Regions from separate parts of the Homo sapiens genome. Here region 1 is linked to region 2. Evidence: read pairs that join two places in POLR2A ChIA-PET (ENCODE). Cell type or tissue: endothelial cell of umbilical vein. All regions are shown on one strand.

Evidence for each region. Peaks named below come from ENCODE experiments on the same cell type or tissue, not always from the same donor. Only the 100,000 strongest peaks of a DNase experiment are listed, where the experiment ranks them.
Region 1: POLR2A ChIA-PET joins it to region 2 with 11 read pairs; 4 of 35 experiments call an interaction of 5 or more read pairs at or near these places.

What each region holds. Positions count from the first base shown.
Region 1 is chr7:134,922,224-134,930,223 of GRCh38, forward strand. It overlaps CALD1 (caldesmon 1), which reads left to right. Exons shown (of 15, transcript NM_033138.4): 4 at 6,531-6,677. Among named protein-coding and RNA genes, the nearest start is that of AGBL3, 60 kb to the right of the region's middle. In endothelial cell of umbilical vein, no CTCF peak of the experiment used is centred here; no DNase peak of the experiment used is centred here.
Region 2 is chr7:134,810,767-134,818,766 of GRCh38, forward strand. All of the region lies in intron 1 of CALD1 (caldesmon 1), which reads left to right. LOC124901750 (a long non-coding RNA gene) reads right to left here. Exons shown (of 2, transcript XR_007060537.1): 1 at 3,898-8,000. Among named protein-coding and RNA genes, the nearest start is that of CALD1, 35 kb to the left of the region's middle. In endothelial cell of umbilical vein, no CTCF peak of the experiment used is centred here; DNase peaks (open chromatin) are centred at 1,285 and 3,105; H3K27ac peaks cover 2,432 bases.

The DNA.
Region 1 (8,000 bases), 110 kb after region 2:
GTTCTTTTTCATTCTCTCTGAGTCTTTAATGCTCCTAAACATGTAATAAAATCAGCACCCTCCCCATAAAAATGTCTATTATTTTTCCCTGATTTAATTTTTAAACATGGCTTCCTCATAAGAGATCTTGTCTTGTTAATAAAATACTATTGCCACAATTTTACTTGAACCTTTAAGGATGATGTCCTATAGTCTCAAACCAGAAGATACCAAAATGGAGAAAAGACAAAATGAAGGGAATAAGAGCAACATTCTTTAAACTACGGGGAACACGGAGTAAAAAAATCAAACAAGACGACCTATACTATAGTTGAGATGAAAATAAGAATTTTGCCAGTGTTGCAGAAGTTTTGAGAAATATTTGCTAGGGAAGCTGGGGTCGGGGGACACTGGGGCAAGAGGAAAACTCGTTCCTTGCTCCAGTGTCTTGCTACGGAAGCTTCTGCAAGTTCTTCTGGCTCTCGTCTGGCATATATTTAGACCCTGGCCCTTCCAAATGTAATAACATCTCATTGGTCTCCTCATTTGCCATGTCTGCAAGACTTTAATTCATTTGAACTTTCTATCTGAAAGGCACAAACTAAAACATGGTTATCTTGTTACTTAAATACACTGAGGCAGCAAGGCCTGGTGTTAAAGACCTAAAATATCTTCAGTGTAAAAGCCACAGCATTAGAAGAGAGCTTTCCCATTGCATATATATTTTTTTCTTATCTTGTAACACCAGGGCCCTTAAGCAATGGTTCCAGGAATGGAAGAAAAGCCAATCCTCTCTACTTTTTCATGCTACTCGTACAATCAAATAACATCATGTGGTTATTATGGACTTTTAAAATTCGTTGCATTTATTCGTCAGTGTGAACACACACACACAAGATTATTTCTCTTTCTCCAAAATATCCAATGAGCCATGTTGCTGTCAGCTGACCTTTGCTGCAGAAAGGTACCTTTCTCCAAGTGTTTGTGCCAACAGATGAGCTAAAAGCAGTTACCAAGTAACAAAGTGGAATACTCCACAATAAACCCTCTTCCAACCAGCATAGGTGGGAAGTTCATGGATTCTGGTCAAACAAACATTTTATTTCATAGAGAAGTACTTTATAGATCATTTGTGGATTGCCAGTTTTTTTAAAAAATAGATCCACAATAAAATGCATTTGATTTAAACTCTATTAAACAAAATTCAATAATTCTCAGATGATTCAGATAAACTTCAGGATCCCACACTCCTTCTGAATCATCTGGGAACATCACTTGGCTTTGTTCTGTAGCATATGGCAAACAGGTTAATACTGGCATCTGCTGAATTTTCACAGAAGGAACAAATGGATTATTATGCTTTTATTACAATCCAGTGGTTGGTTAGGTATGATTTTTACTAGTCAGCAGCATTTCAAATACATTTAAATCTGGCGTGTGGAAAATCAGAAATGTCAACATTTTGTCTTTCACTGAAGCATGAAGCAGACCCTGTGCTATCGTTTGATATAATAAGGATCCTGTGTACTTGTCTTTTTGGACAAATTCTGCTTTGTGGTGAAATTAGCTTTCATGCATTACTGGTATTAAATTGACAATTTGTCGATGATTATCAAAAGCCTTTAAAATGAGCATACTCTTAAACTCGGAAATTAAACTCAGAAATTCTAACTTCTGAGAAGTTTTCCTAAGTAAATAATTGAACAAGTGATTAAAGTGAGTCTGTAATAATGTCCTTAGCAGCATTGTTTATAAGAAGATATAAAGTTGAAAACAATCTTAAATGTGCCTCAGTAGAAAATTGGTTAGTCATAATAGATCCATGTAATCATTATGTATGTGTATACCTAAGTGGTAATACTGTGTTGCTATTGAAATTATATATTGCTAACATGTTAAAAATAGTCATAAACAAGGTAAATTAAAGAAATGGTTTGTGAAATGATATGTATGACATAACCCTATTTTATTAAAAACAAAAATGTCTGTGCATGCACAGGAAAATGGTAGAATATATCACATACTCATCATGTTCAAATCTGGGTTTGCATGATTCTCGGGAGTGGCTTTTACTTTCTCCTTTATATATTTTGAATTGTTTGGTTTTAAAAAAAATTTATGTGTGCGTTGCTTTTAAAATCCAAAAGAATGAACAATTCAGGGTACTTTTTTTTCAATTTCGGAAGAAAAAATAATAAACCTGTGGTGTTAGTAGGATGGGAAGCTCACCATGAGGGAGAGGCCTAAAAGCTAAGAAATGACTGTTTGCTTTGCTTGCCTAACGCTAATGTAGGGAGCCTCAGAGTTGAAGAATTTTCACCCCTATCAAGTCATTTGGCATGGACACAATTTTACCTATAAAGTCAACTGATATGTTCTTGAACCAGCAACTGGACATGTTATGATTGAAAATGCCATGAAACCATTTTAGCTCTTTTTTTGTTCTTAACTTTGTAAATAATTTTAATATGTTTCTTTATTAGTAGTCATAAAAAGATCCATAGATATTTTGCCCCGTGATATCGTTAGGCTTTGTGTCCCTACCCAAATCTCATCTTGAATTGTACTCCCCGTAATCTCCATGTGTCAAGAGAGAGACCAGGTGGAGGTAACTGAATCATGGGTGCAGTTTCCCCCGTGCTATTCTCATGACAGTGAGTTCTCACGAGATCTGATGGTTTTATAAGGGGGGGCTCTTCCTCCTTCACTTGGCGCTTCTTCCTGCCACCTAGTGAAGAAGGTGCCTTGCTTCCCCTTCACCTTCTGCCATAATTGTAAGTTTCCTGAGGCCTCACCAGCCATGCTGAACTGTGAATCAATTAAACCTCTTTCCTTTATAAGTTACCCAGTCTCGGGCAGTTCTTTATAGCAGTGTGAAACGGACTAATACACTCTAGTAGCTGTGTATCCTAGAAAATGGGCTCCCAATGGAGAATGATTGCCTATAAACTTTAAGCTGTACCAAGCAAGAAGAGGTAGAAGAGATAGTGGAGATGATCGGTTGTTCAGGTTGCTCCACTGAGAAATCAAAGATGAAGAGAGGTTACATGTGATGTGGCCTACGTGGCAAATCTAGTTCATGTCAGAGCTAACAGCCAGCAATATCCAGCCATGAAGCCCAGTGGGTAGGTGAAAAGAGAAAGATGGTAAGTTCTGAAAATAGTGGGAAATTAAGGACTTAAGGTTATATTCCATTAAGGGGACGGAGGAGTTTTGCTTTTAGGATAGGTGTATAAGTTCGTTCTTGCACTGCCGTAAAGAACTGCCCAAGATGGGTAATTTATAAAGAAAAGAGGTTTAACTGACTCACTCATAGCTGGGGAGGCCTCAGGAAACTTACAATCATGGAGGAAGGGGAAGCAGGCACCTTCTTTACAAAGCAGCAGAAGAGAGAAGAGTGAGCGAAGGAGGAACTTGCCAAACACTTATAAAAACCTTGAGAGAATTCACTCACTGTCACGAGCACAGCATGAGGGAACCACCCCCATGATCCAGTCAGCTCCCACCACATTCCTTCCTCAACACCTGACACGGGGGATTACAATGCAAGATGAGATTTGGGTGGGGACACAAAGCCTAACCCTATCAATAGGGATGTCCCATACGGAGTTTTATGCCTCTTGCTTGTCTTGGAAGAAGAAGGCCCCAAGTAACAGTCATGACCTCATGGCTGATCCAGAGATGTAGAAAAGCAAATTGAGACTTCCTGTTTGATTAGTTTAGGAAGCAGTTATTAAGGATTGATTCTCCCTGTTGCGGTTAAAGCTGTCTACCAAGAAATAAGCCAAAGGAACATTAGGCCAAGAATCTGAAGGGTGAAGCCAAACCACTGGGAAGGGCTTTCTACTTCAACTACAATGTGATTGAATTAGAAAGGAACATTCGAATCCTGTCATGTCACCTCAAATTCAACAAGTCTAAAATTGAACTCATTTTTCCTCACGAAGCGGCTCCTTAACTGAACTTTCCTAATAACAGGAAGACACTGCAGTGTAGAATGCTTTGCCACAACATATCTATCTATTATTTCATTTGATTGTCACACACAAGAAAATTTAACTCTAAAATTTAACTTTAAATTTAACTTTAAAAGGTTAATCAAAGGGCTGCAAATTAGTAAGAGACCAATTCTAAAACCCAAGTTTTCTGAATCCTAATCTAGTCATCCATTATCAACTATATCACATTGCCCCCCCATATTTGTGAAATAAACCAGCCCATTTTATAGAATTACTAAGTGACATTTTATTTGTATTGGCTTTTGAGGATTGCACATGAGCAGATTTTAGTAAATATGAAGTCAGATTTTCTCAAGTAGCAAAGAAGAAACCAACCAACCTTCGGAATCATTAATCCTGTTTTTTATGAGATACCTCAGTGAAAAAACATTCATAGCATTCTTATTATTGAAGTCAAAAGATGACACAGATGAAATAAAGTACTGACTCTAAGCCTAAAAATGCCTAACTTACAACTCTAACATGAGCAAACCATCATCAGTTATATTAGGTTAATATATGGTATAAGTAGTATGGTTCTACTGTTTTGTTTTAATTTGCAAATTATTTTGGCTTTGCAATGATATAAGAATTATAAGCCTGTTCTAGAGAAGTACCATGCAACATTGTACCTATAGTTAACAATATGGTTAACAATTTTAACAATTTAAAGTGTATTGTACACTTTAAAATATGCCAACAGGGTGGATTTCATGTTAAGTGTTCTTACCACAGTTTTAAAAAGAATTATTAGCATGAAATGTTTACATATCTGGGTTTCTATTTTGTAGATATGTAAGTAACATTGTAATAAAAACACTGTAACTCTCCAATACAAAAAGCAGCTTCCTACACAATGCAGCCCCATACCCATACCCAACCCATTGACCCATCAAGCCAGCACCCATCCTTTCTTGGCACTCTGTATCTCAGTACACATTCTACCTTCAAAAACAGCTAAGTCAAACGTGTCAAAATAGCTATTTCCTCTTGAGTTTGAGCATCTGCAGTTGCCCAGCCCCAATTCTTTATTTGGAAATAAGTATTAGGAGAAACATATCTAGCATAGTGATATTGATTTGTAATTTCCTCAAATAGACATTCACTTTAGATGACTACAAAAGCTAAATAGAGCTCAGGAGCTCGAGACCATCCTGGGCAACATAATGAAACACCATCTCTTAAAAAAAAAAATACAAAAGTTAGCTGGGTGTGGTGGTGTGCACCCATAGTCCCAGCTACTCAGGAGGCTGAGGTGGGACAATTGCTTGAGCCTGGGAGGTCAAGGCTGCAGTGAGCTGTGATCACACCACTGCATTCTGGCCTGGGTGACAGAGTTAGACTGTGTCTCAAAAAAAAAAAAAAAAAAAAAAAAAGCTAAATAATATATACACATGTGAAGTCCTCTGTGTCTCTTCTGCCTTCTTCAGCTCATAGACATCTATCTAAATACACACCTGTGGGCCATTGTGATGTGCCCAGCATGTGGGTGGTATGATACTAAGGCACATTTTAGAGCAAAAGAGGGGGGCCTTAAAGGGAGCTGCCACCCCTTCAAAATGCACTGACTCTGAAGCATCCTACCAATTGTCAGTAACACCTTCTCTCGCCAGGGAAAAGGAACTGGAGGGAAAAACAAAATCCAAGCAAAGAAGATATCCTACTCCCAATTTTAATAATATTTATTATTTAATATAATATTTAATTTTAATAATATGTATTATTTAATAATATTTATTATAATATAATATTTATTATAATTATTAAATAATTTTAATAATTTTGGCTTATTAGCACCAAAGTCCCGGTTGGTAGTGTAACTTGATTCTTTTCTGATCTTCGTGACAGTGTCTACACAAATAACTCATGCAACATGCTGTATCTTTTGAAGTAAGCATTTTGTTTATTTTTGGTTCAATACTTTGGGTCCCTTCTTCTAAATCTTACAAGGCCAGGCCCGGTGGCTCACGCCTGTAATCCCAGCACTTTGGGAGGCCGAGGCGGGCGGATCATGAGGTCAGGAGTTGGAGACCAGCCTGGCCAGCTTGGCAAAACCCCATCTCTACTAAAATACAAAAATTAGCTGGGCATGGTGGCATGTGCCTGTAATCCCAGCTGCTCGGGAGGCTGAGGTAGGAGAATCACTTGATCCCAGGAGGTGGAGGTGGCAGTGAGCCGAGATTGTGCTGCTGCACTCCAGCCCGGGTGACAGTGCAAGACTGGGTCTCAAAAAAAAAAAAAAAAAAAAAAAAAAAACTAACCCACAGTTTCCAAAGGCAACTTGCTTTTGTGCAGAATGTTTTAGTTTAAGTTGTTATTTGGTCATTGTAAATTATCTTCTGTAGCTATTGGATTCATGTTTTTCAAATAGTTAAAAGTTTGAAAGCTAGCTGACTAGGTCGCTAAACTTAAGGAACTGAACCATCCTTTTAGACGTATGTGGTTCATTAAGCAGTGAAGTTCAGAAAAGGGCTCAGGGCTGTTCCTGCCAAGAGGTTGGTGAAGACACGTGGCAAGTGGCACGCTCAAGAGGTTGTCTTTGTAATGTTGCAGAATCGCCTACCAGAGGAATGACGATGATGAAGAGGAGGCAGCCCGGGAACGGCGCCGCCGAGCCCGACAGGAACGGCTGCGGCAGAAGCAGGAGGAAGAATCCTTGGGACAGGTGACCGACCAGGTGGAGGTGAATGCCCAGAACAGGTACTGTCCTCTTTGGGACGGGGAGTTTCTAACTTGCGTCTTAGCCTGTCCGTTGAATGGAATTTGTTGAGCAGAGCATTCCTTTCTCAGCCCAACTCAACCCTTTTTCAATCTAACTGGTTTAATTATTTTGCAGTCATTTTAGGCAACTAATCTGATTAGACAGGCAATCTGATTTAGACACTAGGACACACTATTCTATTTCTCTCCACCCCGTTCCCATCTCATAAACATACCCCAGTTGAAGGCTTTTATTTCATTTCACAATCTAGCATTTGTTTAATTTAATAAGTATGGTGTGCTATATCTTAAAAATAAGTATGGTCTATTTTTTCTGTTTAATTCTTTCTTTAAATTTCAATAGTTTTGGGGGAACAGGTGGGGTTTTGGTTACACAGATAAGTTCTTTAATGGTGATTTCTGATATTTTGGTGCACTCGTCACCCGAGCAGTACACACCACGCCCAATGCGCAGTATTTTCCCCCTCACACCCTCCTACCTTTCTCCCCGAGTCCCCAGTGTCCATTATATCACTTTTCTACCTTTGCATCCTCATAGCTTAGCTCCCACTTGTAAGTGAGAACATTTGATATTTGGTTTTCCATTCCTGAGTTACTTCACTTCAAATAATGGTCTCCAACTCCATCCAGGTTGCGGTGAATTCCATTATTGTGTTCCTTTTTATGGCTGAATAGTATTCCATGGTGTGTGTATATATACGTGTGTGTGTGTGTGTGTGTGTGTGTATATATATATATATATATATATACACCACATTTTCTTTACCCACTGCTTGGTTGATGGGCATTTAAGCTGCTTCCATATTTTTGCAATTGCAAATTGTGCTTCTATAAACATGCGTGTACCAGTATATTTTGCATATAATGACTTCTTTTCCCCTGGGTAGATACCCAGTAGTGGGACTGCTGGATCAAATGTTAGTTCTACTTTTAGTTCTTTAAGGAATCTATACTGTTTTCTGGTAGGTTATATCTTTAAATAAGGAAAAGTATTTACATTTATTCTGTAGGGTGTTGCTATCTGTTTTGAACTGAAGATATGTTAGTTTAGTAGAGTCCTCCATGGCTACCATTAATAGGTAACACGTGAATTTTTAAAGTGGGCATGAATTGCAGATGTCTTCTTTTTTCTAATATACAGCCTGAATCAATAGTCTCTGATCATTATAATATTCAACAAGATACAGAATTCCGCTTAATTTAATGTGATTATTCAAACACACTTAATGAGTTTGCTATTACGTATTTTCTCACTCGGGCCCTGGTTGAAATCAGGGAACTTGAGAATGCCTAATAGGTTCA
Region 2 (8,000 bases):
TCCCATCCTCTTTTAGCTGACGATGCAGCAGCTAGGTGTGTGGGAGTTAGCCTCTTGGCAACTCCTGGGCCATGGAGGAATGGCCAACCACCCAAGTTGCCTACAGATTTTCCCAAGCACATGTCTATCAACATGTGCTGTCAGCCAGGCAAATTGTTTCATTGGTCTTGGATGCTTTTCCATTCACTCTGTACTGATTGAAAATTAATCCATAATTCAAGGTTCAGCTCATATACCTCCACCACTTCCTTATTGCCCCAGTGAGAATAAATGGTTCTCCTTTTGGGTTGCCACAGCACAAACCTCCGTGTATTATATCTGACCAATAGGGTTTACTACTCTCATCTCCCTACTTCATTAAAAGGCAAGAACAATTTTTATTGATCCTTGTATATCCTGCCCTCAATTCTAGTGCCGAACACAGCATCAAACACAAAGCAGAGGCTCAACAAATGCTGAATCGAACTGAATTCAATTAATTGAAGAAAGGGTTGTTTACTGACACTGTACTAACACTTCTAATATTATCCTGCCTCACTAGGGAGTCTTCACTGGGGGCAGGGGTCTGGAGTACAATCAGAATCAACTGGACAGTTTTCCAAACTATACAGGCTAATGGTAGTGGACTGTGTTAAAAAGCTATTCAGGATACTCCGAAATTATCCCTGCTCACATCTCACCAATCCTTATGCTAGTTGAGGACCTTCAAAGAACCCTCCCTGTCCAAAATACATCATTCAGAATCTTCTGTTTAGCTCTCTTCATTTTAGTGAAAGTCTCCTAAAACTAGTCCTGGATGTGTTTTCATCACACTTGAAGTTTAATTAACTGATAACTCAGGCACAATGGAAATACTTAGATAGATGCTCTTAAATTACATTTAAACAAAACTATTTACAAGCGATCTAGTAAAAATCTGTGTCTTTAATGGGCTATTTTTAATGTTTCCTAAACAAATTATTGTAGGTGGGCCAATTTTCCCTCTTTACTTGTTACTTAGAAGCCCATTTGGACATGTTCTACCCCGATCTGGTTCTCTCACCCCACTGGCTACAGAATAGTGTGTTTTTGTTTGAAAGGGTCAAAACATTAAGAATGTGACATCCAAAATATGTGCTATTTTTTTTTCCTGGAGTCAAAACCCCTAAAGTATAAATCGTTTTTAAATGAAGAAAGCAGTGCCAAAAGGAATGAAACATATTTGGTCCTTCTCCAAAACAGAGAGATAGCACTGAAACAGGAAGTGGATGATTTAAATATCCACTCGGCATCTTGGCAACATATTTATGTTTAAGGGACTTAAGGTTAAAAGGTTTTTGTCTGGCCTGGGAACACTCTATCTTCCCTAGGGTTTGGAGGTTTGGGGAAAACTTTTAACAACTTATCAAATATTTGCAATTAGCCATTTTTTGGAGAACAAATTGTTACTGAGAATGTCATAGGAAATGTTCCCTATAAGCTGCATGCTACCATTACTCTCCTGCTTCTTATGATAATCTCTTTAGCCACCTAGCTTCATGTGGTAGAAAGTTATTATTTTCTATAAAGAAAGAAGAATGTGGTTCGAGTTCTTGTAACTACTTCTCCCAAAGTTGGAACTACACAGAATGACTGAATAAGCAGAATGCAAAATTGGGGTTTAATTGATTTTGTGTGTGCTGTTTCCAAGGACCACTTAGTGGGCCCATTCTTATAGCTAGAAATCGACAATATCGGGAGTGTTTACACAAGGAAGTAGGCCTTCTCCTACTTCCCACCCTTCAGAGATGAGAGACTGCTATTATCCATTTACCAGCGCACCACTGGAAAGAATAGTTAAAAAAAAAAAAAAAATGAGCTCAAGGTTTTTGGTCTAAAAGACTGGAATAATGGTGTTTTCATTTACCAAACTTAGGAAGAACATACAAGGAGGAACTATGGGAGTGCAAGTCAGTAGTTCAGCTTTGAACATTTTATATTTGTCACAACAATTAGGCATTTGATTGGAATTGTTAAATAAGCAGTTGGATATACAAGTCTGGGGTTCAGGGAAGAGGTCCTGAATATATTTTTTTGGGAGTCAGGCATTTGCATGGTATTTAATGCCAAGAGACAAGACGAGACCAAGCCAGTGAGTTATTAGATAGAGGAGCTCAGTCCCAGGATAATTTTTAGGGTCTTCCAACATTTAAAGGTCAGAGTAAAGACCAGCAAAGGAGACTGAGAAGAGTGGCCAATGGGGCAGAAAGAGAACCAGGAGGGTGAGATGTGCTAGAAGCCAAATGAAGAAAGGACTTCCAAAAGAAGGAAGTGATCAACTGTGTCAAACGCTCATGTATTAATTAAGATGAGAATTGAGAATTGATCATTGGCTTTGGCAATGTAGAAATATTGATGATCTTGAAAAGCATCAAGGATGGTAGAGAAAAAGCCTGATTGGCATGGGTTCAACAGAAGATGGGAGGAAAAGAACTCGGAGCAGTGAATAGAGACAACATTTTCAGAATTTTTTTTGAAAGAGGGGCAGAGGATTGGAATAGGAGCTGGAGAGTTGTATGGGTTTAATGAAGATTTCTTTTTTTCTTTTAGCTTAAGACTAGATATATTTTGACATGCTTGTATGATGATGAGAATAATCTAGTAGAAAGAGATCATTGATGATGCATAAGAGAGGTGACAATTGCTAGAGCAATGTCCTTGGGTAGATAAGAGAGCATGAAACCTAGAGCTAAGTAGGGTTGACCTTCAATAGGAGCATGGACAAATCAGGCATCGTTGCAGGAGTAAAGACAAACTATCCAGATTCAGCTGTAAGTATATTGGAAAATATGATGGTAGAAGCCTGTGATGCTCTTATCTGATTGCCTCTATTTTCTCAGTTCAATAAGGAAGCAAATTCTTCAACTAAGACTAGGTTAGGGAAGCAGGAGGTTTGGAGACTTCAAGGCAACAGAGGATGTTTGGACTTGGGAAACAGCAGACTTGCCAGGTAGCACTAAGGACCCAGTTGACATTACTGGTAACAAATTTTAAGTAAAAGCACTTAGCTTAGCTGCGTGTTTTCCTCCAGCTGGATTTAGCTTCCTGTCTGCTTGCTACATGGAGAGCAGTGTTTAGAGTGATGAATCAGGGGATGTCAGCTGGTAAAGGACGGTGGGTGGCTGAGGCATGTGGGAACACAAGATCATTGGAGGACAGAAGCCCAAGGAACTAAGAGGCCAGGGTATTAGAATGATCACAGACATGAATGTTGAAATCGCTGAGAATTATGGCAGAAGTAGCATTGGAAAGAGTTAAAACCAGGAGCTAACATCTAGAAATGAAGGGAAGTAATGCAGGGATCAGGAAATGACTGCAACAAGGAGGGGTAGAGGATAATATTTTCAGGAAGGAATATAGCTGTGGAGCAAGGAGACAATTGCGTCTACTTCCAGGCTCTGTGATACAAAGGGTATGGAAGCTGTCGGAAGAGCTATAAATCACGAGAGGAAGTATAGAGCATGAAGTTGCAGGGAACATTCAAAGAAGAGTTTGAGATACAGGGTCTTGGCTAATGACTTATCTGGAGTTCCAGAGAAATCAGAAAGGGGAAAGACATTGGGTCAGAGCAGGAGATGCATAGAGCCAGTTGGCTGTGGGAGTAGGGGTTCCACAAGGAGCTGGAAGTCCTGGGGGTCTTGCAGAATGTAAGGCATCATGCAGTCAGTCCCAGTGGTCTCTCATGAAGAGTGTAGTGGTGAGACTGGGACTGCTGTGGAGGGATTTCCTTCCAAGAACACACAGAATTCTGGGGCTCCCTTTCCCTTTCTACTGAGGTTGATTGGAGGCTTGGGAAGGAGTTGGTTACTAAGAGCACACAAAGCCCTGGGGACCACCTTCATTCCTCTAACCCTACGGAAGATGCTATTTATTCCATACCTTGTTTAATGCTTCAGTGCAGCTGGTCCACAAGTGTTTGCTGTATCCAGAAGAAGGTCAGATAAAGAGTGAAGGCACACCCCTGTTGGAAAAGAAGCAACAGTCTCTCTATGATTGTTGATTCACTGTTTGCCTGTTGACTCCTGGAATTAACACTCAACAGAGTCAAGAAACCTGGGTATTGGTCTTGACTGAGTGTCCTTGGATAAATGCCTCCCCCAGTTTGAATTTGAATTTCTTCTCTGTAAAATAAGGGAGCTGGATCACGTGACATCTAGGTTCCTTTCAAGCCCTGAATCTGAGTCTTTAACTGTGGCTTCCTAGATTTTGGGATTGGCCTACATTGGCCCCTGCTTCCTACCCTTTATTCTCAGTTTTGCCGTGGTCTAGCTTTTCATTTCTTATGTCAGGAGCATGGGCCAGCCACAGTACTTTTGACTAGGTTGCTTGCTGTCCCTTAGGTGACTGTGTCCTCATCATGTCCGGACAAGTGATGCCAAGGATTGCTGCAACTCTAGCTGGCCTTTGGGGATGAAGTGGGTTAGAACCCAACACACACTAATATGGTTGGAATTTAGGCTGTGCATATTGTCTGAGAAGCAACTATCAAATTGCTTGTATGTCTGTGACACAAAGAACAAGAAGAGATGAAAGGAGAACATATACTCCATGTTGTCTCTCCGGCTGGTCCTCAAGTTGTAGAATTTCTGCCTCTTTTTTCCCCAGTGCTAGTGGGACTTCCCAGTCCCAGTGCCTCCTGGAGAAGTTTCCCGTCATTGTTCTTGGATAAGGAAAACTCTGCTTGGGGTTTTGGTACATGTCACTCTTGCTTTGTGAATATTTACTAAACATGGTTTTGGCTGTATAGCTCTGATGCACTGTAATGATATCATTCACCTATCTGAAGTCTCACTGTTTAGAGGGGTGACCCTCTAAACCATTTCTCATGTTTTTTAAGGTTGAAGGAATGTTTAGCTGAGCCTATGAGGTCCTATACCAAAATTTTACCTATCTTCTGGAAGCTAGCAAGGCCTAGGATTTTTACTAAACTGAAAAATTCAATGAATTAGTGGAACTGAGAAATTTGGTGTTTAGAGAAAATGAAAATATAGACAGAATACTTACCACCATTTACAAATATACAATATTCTCAAAAGAACCAATTATCAAATAAAACATTTTAAGATATCTATCCTTTGAAAAACAAAGCCTATTAATTTTTTAAAAACTATCCTCGAACTGGCATATATCCCCTTTGTAAAATATCAATTCCTTAAGAATCTTTCTTTCAAAATAGCAATTGTGATAACCAGGGTCATTCACTTGTGAACTTGTCTTGTCTCCTCTTAACTAGATCCAGAACATTTGTTTTGCTCAGTGCTATCCTGCTTTCACTCAGCCTATCTAAAGTTTTACTAATTTAGTTCAGTTGTATAACTTCCCTCCAGGAGTAGTCATCTCCAGCTTTAAAATTTTATTTTTCTGGAATCATGCAAGAGTTTGTTATGCACAAATATGGACTATAGGCTTTAAAAAAGCTAAATTTTATGTCAAATTGGAATTTATCTCAGTGTCTGATTATATAATGTGATGTTGCAAATCAATAGATGTGTCCCTAGCACTGCATCAAGTAAGGATGAGGAACACAGGGGCCATGTCAATCCAAGAGCTTCACAGTTTGTCCATTGGCAGCCATTTATTGAAGGAAATTGCTAGATTCTTGGATTTTCCACTTATTAATTTTCACATGCTGGAAAAGGTGCGAATTTGACTAGTTCCATTTAGTCTGCAATTTAAAAGCTACCCCAAAATATTTGAAAGAGCTTATGACATCATTCTTAGATCATGTGTACATGCTCAGAAACCAAACCTATTCCTGAATAGCCCCTTTCTCTTCAGCCAATTTAAGCAATCAGTAGACTGTTTTGTATATGCAACATTAACTCATTTGGAAGATTTATGCTTATGCTGTTGCTCTGACTGAGCTGGTCAGAGGATTTTAGAAGTTTCCAGGCGAATGGGTAAAATGTAGGGAGTAAGCACACTTTGAAGTGAACTGTGCCATCATAGGATCAATGTATTCAAATAGACACTGGAGAAGACATTTCCACTGTTTCCCATACTAGTTACATTTCATTGACAATCCCATGGCTTCAATAGGTGAGACTCTACTGTGTCAGAAGGTAGAACAATGAGCTTCAGTCTTCTTGAACTTCTCTTGTGAAACCTGTTTCCTTCCTGGCTTTATTAAAAAATTATGTCTTCTGTTTTTGGAAAAGTAGCTGTCAGAGGATTAGAGACAATTCATTGAATTGGATTACTTGTTGTCACAAATATTATAATAGTATTGTAGAGCACAGACCAACGGAGAGCTGTTCCCATTTGCTAGGATGTTGTTACTGCTTCGGTTTTATTTTTATTTAAATTTTTTATCTCTGCTATTCTCCTTTATGGTCAAAATTGTAAAGAGTGCATCTTTGGAGGAATGCAAGGTAGGCAAGCTTGCTAAGAGCTTCTACAAGACTACCTTAAAAGAAGACTTATATTTAACAAACAGAATCTCAACATATGGACATACACCCTCTTGAGCTGGTTAGAAAGGACTTTTTTCTTTATTTGCTCTTTTTGACCACTGACATTTATTTTAATTTTTTTCATTTTTAAACATTTTTATTTTGAAATAAAGTAAAAGATTAACAGGAAGTTACAAAATAGTATAGAAAGGTCCCAGGTACCCAGTTTTCCCCAGTAGTAACATCTTGCATAACTACAGTGCAATACCAAAACCCAAGAAATTGACATTCGTGTGATTCACAACGTTATTCAGGTAAGAAGGTCTTTTTAAAACAAGAAATAATTCATTACAACCACGGGGTTCCTCTAAAAACTGTCCCTTTAACTGAAGAACACCTGATTGTTTGTTGTTTATTCAGTACTTCTCCACATTTTGCAGAGGCACACAAAATCATTTTTATAAATCCCAACCTATGAAGGACAGAACAAAGTCATTGTTCTATTTTTCAAAGTATACAAAAGCTAAACGAGAAAAAAATCATCTGGGAAGGCAGAAATCCATTGGTGCAAAGTTTTTAGAAAGCTAAGTGAAGTAGTAATTATCTTACTCATTCCATTATTGAAGACCTCTTCAAAATTTTATTCATTTACAATAAAATTTCAATAAATTCAATTCCATTCTATTACAATAAAATTTCCCCATATATTTCTAAAAAGTCACAGTTTTGTGGCAACAAGATTTAGAATTTTCAAACAATACTTTTTGTCACACTTGCCGTCAGCCCATTTTGTTATAACCTCATCTGTAATAAACCCAAAAGAGTTTACTCTTTTTCTTTATTTCTTGGTTAACTGTTTTTGAGTTTTATATGCACAGATAGCATTCCTTGAAGAAAGAGGCAAGGTATACATACACACAGTTGGGTTGCTATTTTTTTTCTTACAATGTATTTATACTGTTGTCAATTTAAAGACCAAAATATTCTCAGGAAAATACAATATTTTACTTTTTAAGCTTCATATTCTATGAGTAATAAATTTAGTTTTGAGGGATAAGATAGCAAACCATAAATATGGAAGCACTCTCTTAAGGTCAACATTAAATCTGATAATATGTAGAATAGATTTAAGACTATTTCGAAGTTTCAACTAGAGTTTCACCCAGTGTGCTTTCTTCTTAGGTTTTAATGCTGGTTTACAAAAGGAAAAGTAAATTGCTTTCTGGTAACAAATTATTGCAGAAGATCTTCTACTTAAAGCATAGATGCATTTTTATTTTTCATTTACTTCTCTGTTTTTGAAGGGTTCAGTGTTTATTCGGCGGAGGTTTATGTCAATTATTTAATCAGAAGCAGGCCCCAGAGTTTGCCAGTGATATTTTGGAATGTAGGGTCTACTTCAAAGAAAGGTTCCATGTCTCTTGACCCAGATGAAGCCAATTTTTCATAGTGAAGAGCAAGGTAATTCGATTTTCTTTTTCAGAGCAAAAATTATTTTTAGACTGAATTTGATGGGTCATATTTCTCTGCTCAGTAAATCTTGCAATTATCACTCCACACTGGAAAATGTAACTCAATGACCCACCATTG